2 separate regions of the Homo sapiens genome follow, and region 1 is linked to region 2. A link is a loop called in an ENCODE intact Hi-C map of the cell type or tissue named here. Cell type or tissue: gastrocnemius medialis. All regions are shown on one strand. Links, peaks and the distances in the headings refer to the core of each region. The heading gives the core; the rest is flanking DNA.

What was found. Peaks named below come from ENCODE experiments on the same cell type or tissue, not always from the same donor. Only the 100,000 strongest peaks of a DNase experiment are listed, where the experiment ranks them.
Region 1: it touches region 2 in a loop (6-fold over the local background); 2 of 110 quality-filtered maps call a loop at or near these places.

What each region holds. Positions count from the first base shown.
Region 1 is chr7:150,894,492-150,900,559 of GRCh38, reverse strand. No RefSeq gene overlaps it. Among named protein-coding and RNA genes, the nearest start is that of AOC1, 45 kb to the right of the region's middle. RefSeq lists silencers at 1,802-1,861, 1,879-2,039 and an enhancer at 1,745-2,039. In gastrocnemius medialis, for the core only: a CTCF peak has its summit at 1,898 (motif pointing left); a DNase peak (open chromatin) is centred at 1,879.
Region 2 is chr7:151,299,200-151,307,555 of GRCh38, reverse strand. No RefSeq gene overlaps it. Among named protein-coding and RNA genes, the nearest start is that of NUB1, 38 kb to the left of the region's middle. RefSeq lists a silencer at 3,853-4,022 and an enhancer at 3,364-4,222. In gastrocnemius medialis, for the core only: a CTCF peak has its summit at 3,921 (motif pointing right); no DNase peak of the experiment used is centred there; H3K4me3 peaks cover 862 bases; H3K27me3 peaks cover 673 bases.

The sequences.
Region 1 (6,068 bases), core at 469-2,968, 400 kb after region 2:
CCAGGAGTTTGAGACCAGCCTGGGCAACATAGTGAGACCCCTACTCTAAAAAAAAAATTAGCCAGGCATGGTGCACACCTGTAGTCCCAGATATTTAGGAGGCTGAGGTGGGAGAACTGCTTGAGCCCAGGAGTTCAAGGCTGCAGGAGTGACCTGTGATTGCACCACTGCACTCCATCCTGGAAGACAGAGAGAGACTCTGTCTCTAAAATAATAATCATAATAACAAACAGCTCTCAAACTCAGTGCATTATGACAACCAGTGTTAATTACTCTCATACTCACAGGTCTCAGATGGCTATAATTTGGCTGATCCAGGATAGGTGTGGCTGGACGGCCCTGCCTTAGGCTGTAGGTAGCCTGGGTTTGACGCAAGTTCAGGTGGTTGCACCAAGTTTGTCCTGGGGCACAGCAGAGGCTCTCTGGAGGAAGCTCTTCTTACCCTGGACTTCTGGAGTGGAAAGAAGGAGCCAGGCCATGTGGGCGCATGGAGTGCTTCTGCTAGTTCCATCCTCCAACAGCCCCAGGGCCAAAACACGTCAGGTGGTCAAGTCCAACATCAATGAGCAGGGGAGTCTATACGGGAGGAGTGTGAGTATTTGCTGAATAATAATAACCCAGACTGTCACCCGCCACCTCAGAGAGGAGCTGTGAGGACGGAGGGAGTCACTGCCTGGTTTGTGCACATGTTAAATGCTTACCCCATGCTAACTGATACGTGGAGGATGTAGGGATGGGTCAGATTCTCAAGGTCTTGATAAATCACGTTGAAAATTTTGGGAGCCATGGAGGCTTCAATCAGAAGGGTGACAGGGTTTGATCTGGATTTCAGAGCAACCCCTCTGGAAGCCGCGTTGAGGTTGGTCTGATGGAGGCGAGACTGGGGTCTCAGGGTGATGAGCAGTAAGTCATCATGGGGAAAGGAAAGATGGAACGAATTCAGGAAATGCTGGGAAGGTGGGACTCACGGGTAGATGGCAGAGGGGCTGTGTGGAGGGAAGCAGGTGCCTAGGCTCTCGGTTCTTGGCTTGGGTCAAGGGACATGATGATAGACCCTGGGCTGGGGAGCACAGGAGGAAGGGCTGGCCTGTGCAGGGGATAGAGGAGGTGATAAACCGGCTTAGACATGTGGAGTGTGAGGTTCTCACAGGACGTTTAGGTAGAGGTACAGGTCTTGGCGTGTAAGAGAAGAATATGGACATGGGACATATATTTGGGAGTCAAATCGGTTAAGGGGCAGGCAGGAAGTGAGCCCCAGTTATTGAGGTTTCCAGGGAATGGGAAATATGCTGGGTTGGCGCAGGGGAACTCCAGTGGCGCATATTCACATGTGGCTGACGTCGCCGTGAGATAGCCATCCTCATATTCTTCTTCTAAACTAAAGCCTGAAATTACTTGGGGGTGGCAAAGCCCAGCAAAAGAGCCCACCCCCAGCCTCCATGGCTAAGGCTTGGCCAATGAGTTGTAAGACAAGTGATGTCTGTGAATTCCGGCAAAGCACAGTGAAGGTAGCCATACCCTTCTCTGTCCCCTCCTCCATCCTACTGCCTGACTTGTATGAGATGGCTGGAGCTCTGGCAGTCACCGTGGACTAGGAGGCTGGGGGCTACATCCCAGGTGGAGGCCGTGAGGAGGAAGGAGGCTGCGTGCCCTAGGCCTTCATGGGGCCCCTAAGCCACTCAGGACTGTGTTTACAGAGAAACACGACTGTCTCTTGTTGAAGCCGCTGTGAACACATTTTTCTGTTCCATTCAGCTGAACTTGGTCCACAGGGAGCCATTTTGAGTCTGCCGTTCTTGGTCAAGCCTCACCCCGGGGGCATTTCCAGCCTCTGTTTTCTCCGCGGGATTAATAAGAGGCAGCCGTGCCCGGTCCAGTCGCCGCGAGGTGTTGTGCGCCACCTGGTGGTCGCGTGGCAGACAGCATTCCTCCAAGCGAGACAGCACCAGCGGCTAAAATGCAGCTATCTGCACCTCGAACCCAGCCCATCTTTTAGCCAATGACAAGCCAAGTGCCCCAGAGTCCTGCATGGCAGTGGACGCTGACAAGAACTCCAGGAATTCCAGATTGCATGGAGCTTCTCGGCTCAGGTGTGTTTTCGGAATCAACTGCGGGCAGTTTCCAAGGAGCCAGTTGGCGGTCCCTGCGTCTCCTCGTCCAGGTCGTGAACTTCTGTACTAAAGGATTCCATGTGACCCCTCTGCTGCAGACTCTGGTCTCAGAGCAATAGTGAGAGCTGGAGAGAAGGGAGGGAGATGACTCACTGCTTTACTGAGCAGGAAATTAACACCAAGGGAGCCTAACCTGGCAGCAGCCTGGAAAAATTGGTTTGCGGTGGTTTGAGCAGTGGGCAAAGTGGGTTTATGTGGGCGAGCTTATTAACACTTCCTTTTGCTGACTGCGGGTACAAGCTTGAAATGGCCAACAGTGCAGCAAATAGAGACCAAGTTGCAAAAATGAGTCTTCATCTCACTGAAGTTTGAGAAATTGCAGAGGCTCGTGGAGAGACTCCTGGTGCCAGGACACGCAGGTCTCCACCCAATCTGGCCACTCTGTGTGTGACCCGGGGCCCGTCCTCTGTCTCCAGGCTCCCCTTGCTACATGAGGTGGCCGGAACACTGCCTGGGTTTTGAGGCCAAGGGTTTGTAGGTGTTGGTGAAGAGAAGGGGCCCCCAGGCTAGGTGAGGGGACCTCAGTTACCTCCCCCTTTCCCAATCATCCTTTTCTGAGGCCACCTTCAATTGCTACCCTATCCTAAAAGGCCTCGAAAAGCAACAGGCTCTGGTGTCCCGACATCTTCTGGTTTCCTCTTCTTTCTGTGAAACAACTGAGTCTCAGCTTTTCTCATTTGCATCCCCACCTGGCAGCTGAAGAGCCGCAAACAAAATAACACCTGCTTTACATGAAGGGGAAGTGACTTGGGGCTGGAGTGAGAGGTGGGCCCGGGTCATAAGTCCTTGTTTGTTTTCTTCTTTCCTTACACTGCTTGGTGGGTTCTTCGTGGTCCTCCGCAAAGAGGGTTTGGGAATGGCGGGTGTCTCTCTCACTCGGAGCCAGCCCCTGTCTCTCTTCTGCACTGTTCCTGAGCCTGGGGTGGGTGTCTGGAGCGAATGGACTGGATTCCTCCCCAGCCCCAGGGTCTCTGTCTCTGGTGAGGGGCAGGTGGCTGTGTGTTGAACAAGCCTCTCCCTCCTCTGATCCACAACCAAACACATACAGGGATGTCCCGGGTAACTCTGGGAGTGTCCCTGTCTCTGGCCCTGCATTCTGGGGTCTGTGAACTGCAAATTGCTAGATGGAGGGATCTGCCTACCCCAAAGGGGAATTTCCAGGGAGAGGGATCTGTCCACCCCAAGGGGTGTGGCCAGGGATCCTCCTCCAGGAGATGAACCCCACAGACATGACTTTGGGTCCAAGCACCATCAATGCCATTTCCTGGGGCTGCATGGCTGGGAACCAGTTTGCCGACCAGTCGGAGCTAGATAGGGAGGGGGCAGGGCCGAAGTGGAGGTCTCCCCCTTTCCTTTCACTGCCTTTCTACATGCGGTGCTGGTCCTGGATCTGTTGTCCTGAGACTCTACACTTGTCCTCTCCCTCCTCTGCCATGTCTTGTGGGGACAGACCCCTGCAAGTGGTATCTCCCACACTTCCAGGTTCCACCCATGGGAGGCCTGAGCATGAGACAGAGGGGGCTGGACCTTCTCTCCCTTTCTCTCCAGCTGCGACAGACAGGCCCCCAGGGCTCCCAGCTTCCACTGGTGACCCGGCTGCAGGGTCTGGGAACTCCACGCCCTCCCTCTGCCCCTGCCTCTCTGGGCATTGCTGTCTCTGGAGTACCCACCCTGTTTATCTCTTAGTTCACCCATCCTCCCAGCTTCCAGTTCCCTGAAGTCCAGTGTCTCCGTGCTAAGTCTCCCAGCAGTCCCTGATTCCCAACCCGTGTGTCTTGCTGGATCTTCCTTCCCCACCTTAATCAGGCTGGCGCAGATCCCACCATAGTTTTTTGATTGTGTTTGTGTGTGAAACAGGTCTGTCAAGTTCAACCAACATCTGACATCCAGTTCAGTTTTGCCTCTCCTCCCAGCTCTGCTGGACCCCAGGTCCAAGGCTCCTACCCTGGGGAGGGGCAGGTCTGGCCGTCCCCTCCTCTCTTCCTCTCCCACACCTGCTGATGCTCCTGGGGCCAGGATGGAGGGGAGGGGGCTTGGAGGAAAAGTGGCCCCACTGGCGTGGCCATTTTTGCTTACATGGACCCTTGGGCTCTGGGTGGCTGATATGCAACACTGGCTCTTCTGCTGGATGCAGGTGTGTGTTCTTCCGAGCATCATGGACCTGGACCTGCACAGTGCCCTGATGACCTGTCCCCTGCTGTCCACCCCACAGCCTCTAACTGCATAGTTCTCCTCGTCTGCCTGGCTGCCCTCTTAGAAGGGGGTGTTACTGGATTCCTGTGGCCACCACCACAAGGTGCATAAACTGGGTGACTCAAAACAACAGAAATGTATTCTTTCATGGTTCTGGAGGCCAGAAGGTCAAAATCAAGGTGTTGGTAGGGCCACGCTCCTTCTGCAACCTCTAGGGGAGCATGCTTCCTTATCCATCTGGCTTCTGGTAGCCCCAGGTGTTTCATGGTTTGTGAAAGCATCACTGCAATCTCTGCCTCTGTCTGCATATGGGCTTCTTCTTTGAGTGTGTATGTGTCTCTCTGTGTCTTCTCTTCTTCTTATAAGGACACTGGCCATTGGATTAGGGTCCACGCTACTCTAGCGTGACCTCGTCTTAACTGATCACATCTGCAAAGACCTGTTTCCAAATAAGGTCACAGTGATAGGTACCAAGGGTTAGAACTTCAATATATCTTTTTGGAGGACACAGTTCAACCCACAACAGGTGCAGACACACCTTGGAAATATTGTGGGTTCACTTTCAGACCCCGCAATAAAGCAAATATTGCAATAAAGTGAGTTATAAAAATCCACTGGTTTTCCAGTGCATATAAAAGTTATGTTTATATTATACTGTGGCCTATTAAGTGTTCAATAGCATTATGTCAAAAATACAATGTACATACTTTAAATTAAAAAAATCTTTATTGCAAAAAAATGCTAACAATCATCTGAGCGTTCAGTGAGTCATCATCTTTTTCCTGGTGGAGGGTTCTGCCTTGGTGTTGGTGGCTGCTGACTGATCAGGGTGGTGGTTCCTGAAGGCTGGGGTGGCTGTGGCAATTTCTTAAAACAAGAAAACAATGAATTTTGCCACATCAATGGACTGTCCTTTCATAATATATTGCCTTGTAGCATGCAATGCTGTTTGGTAGCATTTTACCCAAGGTAGAACTTCTTTCAAAATTGGAGTCAATTCTCTCAAACCCTGCTGCTGCTTTATCAACCAAGTTTATGTCATATTCTAATTTTTTTGTTGTCGTTTCAACAATGTTTACAGCGTCTTTACCAGGAGTATATTCCATCTAAGGAAACAGGCAGGATGTGGTGGCTCATGTCTGTAATCCCAGCCTGGAATCATCCCAGGCCTAGGTGGAAGGATCACTTGAGGCCAGGACTTTGAGACCAGCCTGGGCGACATAGTGAGACCCTGCCTATATATAAAAAAAAAAAAGAAAGAAAAAGAACCAGGCATGGTAGCATTCACTTGTTCTAGCTATTTTGGAGGCTGAGGTGGGAGGATTACTTGAGGAGCTTGAGGCTGCAGTGATTCATGATTACATCACTGCACTCCAGCCTGGGCAACAGAGCAAGACTCTGTCTCAAAAAAGAAAATAAAAAAGAAAGAAGAAACTGTTTTCTTTGCTCATTCATAAGAAGCAACACCTCATCCATTCAAGGTTTTTTTTTGTTTGTTTTGTTTTGAGATGGAGTCTCGCTTTGTTGCCCAGGCTGGAGGGCAGTGGCACAATTTCAGTTCACTGCAACCTCTGCCTCCTGGGTTCAAGTGATCTCCTGTCTCAGCCTCCTGAGTAGCTGGGACTACCGGCACATGTCACCATGCCCTGCTAATTTTTGTATTTTTGTAGAGAAGGGGTTTCACCATGTTGGCTAGGCTGGTCT
Region 2 (8,356 bases), core at 2,659-5,158:
CGGACGCCCTGCGATGCCCCCGAGCTGAGTGCAGATGACCTGCAGATGAATGTCTTTGAGTGTTTATTCCTGAAAGGCTGCCCCTCCCCATGAGGACAAAGGGAGTGAGGGTCTAGAAACATGGGTTCTAAACCCAGCCCTGTCACCAATGAGCAGCGGGACCTTGGGCCAATCCCACCTCCCTCTGGCCTTTGCTCAGAAGTTGGGTGGCTCTAAGGTCCCTTCTGGTGCCATGATTCCGACTCTATGGGGAACACAGGGAGGGCTTGGTGAATCCCCACAAGGGGACCTATACAGCAGGACCCTCCACCCTTCAGTTCCCTGGAGGAAGCAGGATGTGTCCCTACCTTTACCTGCTTATTGGTCTTTCGATCTTTACCTGGTGGGCCTCAGCTGCTCAAGCCTCTTGGCTGTGATTGGGCTTAGGTGAATACAGTGAGGCCATTGTTTTCTCCATGGGATGTCTCAGATTAGGAGCAGAGGGTGGCTCAACCAGCCTTCACAATAGGGATACCTTCTGTACGTCAGCCCTTATCTTGAGTATTGGGCCAGCCCCATCACCTGACCCAGGGCACAGTCACCCACACACCTCGGGGGTCATTACAAGCTCAGTGTTTCCTGCCCCTGAGAGATTCCAGCCCTGCTGTCTGTCCATCTTTTACAAACCAGATGAAGTTTCATCTCCATGAAGCCTTCCTGGATACATTTTTTATATTTTTTTGGCAGGGTCTTGTTCTATCACCCGGGCTGCTGTAGTGCAGTGGTGTGATCTCAGCTCACTGCAACCTCCACCTCCCGGGCTCAAGTGATCTTCCCACCTCAGCCTCCCGAGTAGCTGGAATGGCAGATGCACACTAATTTTTTTTTTTTTTTTGTAGAGACAAGATTTCACCATGATGCCCAGGCTTGTCTCGAACTCCTGGGCTCAAGGGATCCGCCTGCCTTGACCTCCTCAAGTGTCGGGATTATAGGTGTGAGCCACTGCGCCCAGCACTCCTGAATGTATCTTGATGCAGCCAAACAGTATCAACTTCTCCTCCATCTCAGCCACAATACTTATTGCCTGGACTGTATATTGAAGTTCAAATCATATTCTATGTGATATTTAAACACAGCTTCAAACATACAAACCACAAAATGCCACCACCACGTGCCTTGCTGTGGGTGTCATTTCACTCACCGTGTTAAATGCTACCAGAGTTTTCAATCTGCAGACAGGATATTCAGTTCTGGGAAATTTTCATGTATGTTTACAAATAACTTCCTTCCTATTATATACTCGTTTTCCCAAAACTCCAACTTGGACATCCTGGATTTATCTTCTACTTCTAATTTCTCTCCTGAATTCTCAGAGTTGAAAGTTATGAAATACATATTGAAAGAATGCCCCAAATACTCTGTACAATGTAAAATTAGGCCCATTCAAAGCACACTGTCATGAACTCTGGGGATATTGAGGGCACAGAGAAGACTCTACAAGCTTCCAATCCTACATATAGATAGATGTAATAGGAAGGCTGAAGGATAAGAGTGGCCTCAGACTTCTCATCTACAACACTAGAAGGTAGCCATGCCTTCAACACTCTGAGGGGGCTGGGTGAAGTGGCTCATGCCTGTAATCCCAACACTTTGGGAGGCCAAGGTGGGAGGATCACTTGAAGCCAGGAGTTCAAGACTGGCTTGGGAAGCAAAGTAAGGCACCCAATCTCAAAAAAAAAAAAAAAAAAAAAAAAAGTTTAGAAAATTAGCCAGGTGTGCTGGTGCACACCTGTGGTCCCAGCTTCTTGGGAGGCTGAGGTGGGAGGACTGCTTGAGCCCAGGAGTTCAAGATTGCAAAGCTGTGAGCAACACTGCACTCCATCCTGGGCAACAGAGTGAGATCTTGTCTCTAAAATCAAAAACCAAAACTGAGGGAAACTGATACCCGGATAACAATTACATACCCAGCTAAGCTACCAAGCAAGTGTTACGGTAAAATAAAAACAGGGTCAGATATACAAGCTCTCAAAACTTTACCTCTCAAGCATCTTTTTTCAGGAAGCTATGGAAGGACGTACTCAATTAAAATGGGAGAATAAAGGAAGAAACAAGAAAAACGATCCAGGAACCAGGGTCGGCCAACCAAGAGGGAGGCAAGGGCCTCTCTGGGCTGCAGGGCAGAAGCCCCGGGAAAGAGTTCTTCAAAACACTGAAATGAACAGACTATCGGACAGGAATTTATCAAAAGGAGAGTTACACAGCTGGGGAAGAATTTGGTGATAAAATAGCCATAAACATCTGGAGAACTAAGTGAAAGGAAGTTCAAGACAATCAGTAAATCCAGAGAAAAGAAAAAGGTGGCAGAAAGGAAAAATAGTCCTAATATATAGTCCACCGCTCATTTGTGAACAGTAGTTACCTAACCCATCAACATCCATCTGACCCAAGGTAAGAATTCAGTGGCGGATGAGGAGGTAGGAGGGGTGGGGTGGGTGTGAGGAGGAGTTAAGTCCTCCTCTTCCGTAGCCAGTAGGAAACGCTAACGATGGAAATCTGTTGTTTAGAGACATGGAGGCAAAACAGAAGAGAATCAGCTGGAAGAGCTAAGAGCCCCGCTGTGGAGGACAGGAAGTGGGAGGTGGGAACTGCTTTTTTTCAGACATCTCCTGTAACAGCGTGATTCTAAACTGTGTAACTTTTTGTTTGTTTGTTTGTTTGTTTTACAGGAACACGGATTTGATTTTTTTTTTTTTTTTTTTTTGAGACGGAGTCTCGCTCTGTCTGTCGCCCGGGCTGGAGTGCAGTGGCGCGATCTCAGCTCACTGCAAGCTCCGCCTCCTGGGTTCACGCCATTCTCCTGCTTCAGCCTCCCGAGTAGCTGGAACTACAGGCACTTGCCACCAAGCCGGGCTAATTTTTCGTATTTTTAGTAGAGACGGGTTTTACCGTGTTAGCCAGGATAGTCTCGATCTCCTAACCTCGTGATCCGCCCGCCTTGGCCTCCCAAAGTGGTGAGATTACAGGCATGAGCCACTGCGCCCGGCCTTGATGTTTTAATAAAAATACAGTTCTACAAAAGGTGCTTAACACAGCCCCGGACGGGGTTCTCAGGTGGAGTCAGCCCTAGGACCCCTAAAAGACGCACGCAGACAGAGCCTGCTCCCCCCACGCTCCCGCCAGCACCGGGACCCACTGAGAGCCACTGCCGGGTGTCCTTCATATAAAAAAAAAAAAAAAAGGCGGGTGCAGTGGCTCACGCCTGTAATCCCAGCACTTTGGGAAGCTGAGGCGGGCAGATCACCTGAGGTCAGGAGTTTGAGGCCAGCCTGGCCAATATGGCGAAACCCCGTCTCTACTAAAAATACAAAAATTAGTTGGGCGTGGTGGTGCGCGCCTGTAATCCCAGCTACTCGGGAGGCTGAGGCAGGAGAATCATTTGAACCCAGGAGCTGGAGGTTGCAGTGAGCCGAGATCGCGCCACTGCACTCCAGCCTGGGCGACAGAGCGAGACTCTGCCTCAAAAAAAAAAAGATAGAAAGAAAGAAAGAAAGAAACTTACTACACAAAGCTCTTGTTGAAACGGTGTAACTTGGTTGAAATTACAAAAAGCAGGGCCCTAGCGAGTTGCTTGGCCGTGCCGTACGCGCAGGCGCGCCCACTCCCACCCAGCAGGAGGACCCCGCCATCGTCAAGTCGTGACCTGTCATCCACACAGAGGACTGTCGGGGCCAAGTGGCCTCTGACGGGAGTAGGGGGTGAGAATCCGAGGTGGACCCTGGGAGAGCGCAGTTGGCTGGGGTGCTGCGCTGAAGGGGCCTCCAGGGTCAGGGCAGCAGGCGTGAGCCAGTGCCTGGCATGGAGTGGGGCTCCCTCGCCCCTTCCCGGCTGCTGCTCAGCGGCTGATTCCGCGGGCCCGGGGGCGCTCCAAGGGGCGTCGGTCCCGCGACGGCCGCCAGGTGGCGCCAGAGCCCGCCCAGCCGCAGCCCCTGCGCCTGCCAGCCCCGGTGCCCGCCAGCCAACGCCAAACCCAACCCGGCCAGGGTCCTGGGTCTCCCGCCCCTCCCTCAGAGTCTCCGAGGGGCGGGAAATGGTTTCCAAAAGAATTCAAATACATTCAAAAGCAGACCGGATGTAACGAAGAAGCCAGTCCAGGTTCTCTTACACCTCCAGCGGAGCCCCGCCGCCTGTTTCTCTCTAAAAGCAAATCCCAGACGATCCATCATTGCATCTGAAAATATCTCAGTTCCGAACTCTATAAAATAAGGACTCTAAAAAAAGTATAGTCCCGGCCGGGCGCAGCGGCTCACGCCTGTAATCCCAGCACTTTGAGGGGCCGAGCCGTGTGGATCACCTGAGGTCAGGAGTTCGAGACAAGCCTGGCCAATATGAATAAACCGTGTCTCTACCAAAAACACAAAAATTAGCCGGGCGTGGTGGCGGGAGCCTGTAATCCCAGCTACTCGGGAGGCTGAGGCAGGAGAATCACCTGAGCCCCGGAGGCGGAGGTTGTTCTGAGCGGAGATCACATCATTGCACTCCAGGCTGGGCGACAGAGGGAGACCCCGTCTCAAAAAAAAAAAAAAAAAAAAGAAAGAAAGAAAAAAGAAAAAAAATTATAGTCCCTATGTCGTGACCACACACGTTTAACAAATGCGGGTTCCTGGATCAGGAATCTGAGCCCGAGAGGGGACGGGAATCTGAGCCTTGTGACAAGTTTTCCCTGCAAAGTCTTGGGGTGCTGTGTGCAGAGGAACAGGACAGACTCCCCCTGAGCTCTGCTCCAGTACTGCTCCAGAGGCAGATGGAGAGCCGGCGTATCACATGCGGGCATCAGGATGGCATATTTGGGGGAACAGGGGTTTGGGAAGAGCCAGGTCGGATGGAGAGGGCAGGGACAGGCTGGGGAGCCCTGGTCCCACCCACACCCTCCCCACTTGGGGACCTCTCTTGTCTCCAAACATTACTCGGTCAGCCGGACGGTGAGTGGTGCCGTGGATAACAGGTCCCTTCTTGGGCTGCTGTGTCTAGTCCCTTAACTTCAATGCCCTTTTTAAGGCTTAAACCTTAGGTCGTTGCTCTGTTCCAATAGTCACACGTGCTCGAAGAACTGACCTGCTCATTTGGCCCTCAGCTGCCACCACGAGGCTCCCTCCTGGAGCTATTCCTCCCTGGACCGGCCACAGGGGAGGGCCCCAGGCAGCGTGGCTCCTCCAGTCCTGCCGCCTCTCTCATGCCACCTGTGTTTCCGAGCCAGTCCATCCAAGGAAACAGACAAGGTAGCCATGAGCATGAGTAGAGAGGTGCCCACGTTCCGGACCACTCTCGCTGTATTTGTCTCCCATCTCCATCAGAAGACTCCGCTGAGCTCCAAGGCAGGTGGGGTCACAGGCTGAGGCTGAGGACCAGCTGTGTGTTAAAAGCCAGCCAGTCTTGGGCAGAGGACCTCACCTTTCTTGGACGCAGATCTTGGAACCAGTACAGTGGCACCAAGGGCAGGTCTGAGGATTCAAGGTGACATGACAATCTTGAACGCTGAACCCAATGCCTCCCTAAGTGATGTTCTTGTCAAACAAGCTTCTGCCAGACGCTCTCCTCAGACTGTCCATTTTCACTCCAGATCTTTCTGTTCACTCATTTATCCTCTTGGCAAATACGTATTGTGCACCTACTGTGTGCGAGGTGCTAGGGATGCTGCAGCAATCCAACGGGCACCAATCTCCCCTCACAGAGAAGACATACTCCAAAGAGGAAAGGGGCCTCGCTGTGATGACAGGCAGTGCAGGTGTAGACCATGGCCTTGGACAGGGGTTCCAAGTGAGACGTGTTGCAGGGCCTGAGGCAGGCTCACCTAACTCGCCCAGCACCTGCCTGGGGAACCATGGGACCTCTCCCAGCACCCCCAGGCCACATCTCAGGGGAAGGGCACACTGCCTGTTCCCTGGCCCTTCTTTCAGTGTCCTCTCCCCCTCTCTCCCTTTGCTGGTTTCTCCACGCCTCTGGCCCACATGGCATAAAACAGGGTGTCTTTGGAAGGCTGAGGAGGCTTGCTGCAGGCCTGGCCACTTGGGGAGACACCGAGTCAATCAGATGAACTCTGGCTTACCTCCTCGGACCATCAACCATGGCCAGGAAGGTGGGTCACATTGTACCAAAGGCCACTGGGACAAACCTTGCAACTGTGAGGGTGAAGAGAGGAGGTGGGCAAGTTTGGAGGGCTGGGTTCCTGCTAGCTACCACCTCCTAGCCTCCCACTAGGTTTTCTCCCCCACCATAGGGGCCCACTGTACATTCTGCAGAGGAGGAAACTGAGGCATACAGCATGAGTTAGTTTCCCGTGGCTGTTGTAACACATTACCACAAGCTTGGTGGCTTAGAACAGCAGAAATGTATTCTCTCCCAGTTCTGGAGAACTCTGAAATCAGGGATCCAGGGGCTCTAGAGTGGAGTCTTGCTTCTTCCAGCTCCTGTGGCTGCCAGCTTACCTTGGCTTGTTGCTGCATCACTCCAATCTGCATGGCCAGCGTCTTTCAATCTTCTTCCACTCCGTCTTCGCGTGGTCTTCTCCTTGTGTAAAATGTCCCTCTACCTTTCTTATGAGGACATTTCCCACCACATTTAGGGCCCACCTGGACCATCTGGGACAGTCCCCATGTCAAAAGCTTTAACTTAATCACATCTGCAAAGACCCTTTTCCAATAAGGTAAGGTTGACAGGTACCAGCAATGGGGACCTGGTGTCTCTGGGGGGCATTATCAGCCTATGACAGGGACAGGAGTAATGTCCTCAATGGCACACAGCCGATTAGGTGGTGCAGTTGGTGTCTGGACCCGGGTCTGCCTGAGGAACCATGCTGTCACTCAACACATCCTTGTTCCCTTGTGGCCCAGAAGTCTTTATTCAGGGGCCACCATCAGGATGGTTTGTTCCATCCTCAACTCCTGTCACCAAGCAGTCAGGCCACCTGAGTTGAGGATGCTGAGAAAGCTTCGCTGCCTTAAGGCATTTCCCCTCCTGGCCTGACCCAGCACCTGGGCTGTTACCTGGAAGGAGGACTGCAGAGATGGCAGCTGCTGTCTCATCAATTTCCTCATTCTTCATTCCGCAGGGATCTAGCCTCTACAGGGTGGGGCACCAGGACCCACCAAAAGCGGGGCCCTGAGGGCTGGGGCAGAAGAGAACCATTCTGATTGCACCCCTTGGGGCAGGTCTGGAGAAGCGGAGTTTTGGGAGAGAGAAGTAAGAGGACACAGGAGCCTGCCTTGTCCTTCTCCTGCATCTCCAAGAGGAAGCTTTTCAGGCCCACTAGTGTAGGACCAAATGCTGAATTAATGAATCTATTGTTGACCATCTGTTGCAGTTAATATCACAGGGAGAGACAACCCCACAGGGTGCCCCTCCTGGTGGAAAAGCACAGGAGCCCCCCACAGAGGTGCAGCCAGCGAGGTCCAGGCCATGGGAAACCCTGAAGGACAAATGGCCTGCTTCCTCACCCATGCACACACATTCACACATGCACATGCACACATGTGCACATACACTCACACATCCACACATGCATATGCACACATGCACACGCACATTCATGCATGCATATGCACACACACTCACACACGCACACACACACTCACATGCACACACACATTCATGCATGCATATGCAGACACACTCACACATTGACACATGCACATGCACCCACGAGCACACACATTCATACATGCACATGCACACACACATTCACATGCACATGCACACACAAGCACACATACATTCACACATGCACATGTGCACACACATTCAGCATGGACATGCACACATGCACACACACATTCTTGTGTGCATATGCACACACGCACACACATTCATGCATGCACACACATTCACACATGCACAGGCACACATGCACACACACATTCACACATGCACTTGCACACATGCACACGCACATTCATGCATGCATATGCACACACACATGCACACACGCACACACTCACATGCACACACATTCACGCATGCACACACACTCACATGCACACACATTCACGCATGCACATGACACACGCATTCATGCATGCACATACACATACTCATGCAAATGCTCATGTGCACACACACACACATACATGCACACCCACAAGCACACATGCATGCTCACACAGATGCAAGAAACAGGGTAAAAGGGGCTTAAAAGATGGATCAAATTATCTCAATGTGTAAATCTTATTTGAATCTTGATTCAAATAAGCAAGCTATAGTTTAAAAGATAGTTTAGAAGTTTAGAAGACAACTGGAAACTTAAACACTTCCTGGATATTTGATGAAATGAATAAGGTATTTTTAATTTTTTAGGTGCGATGATGGTTTTATGGTTATATATAGG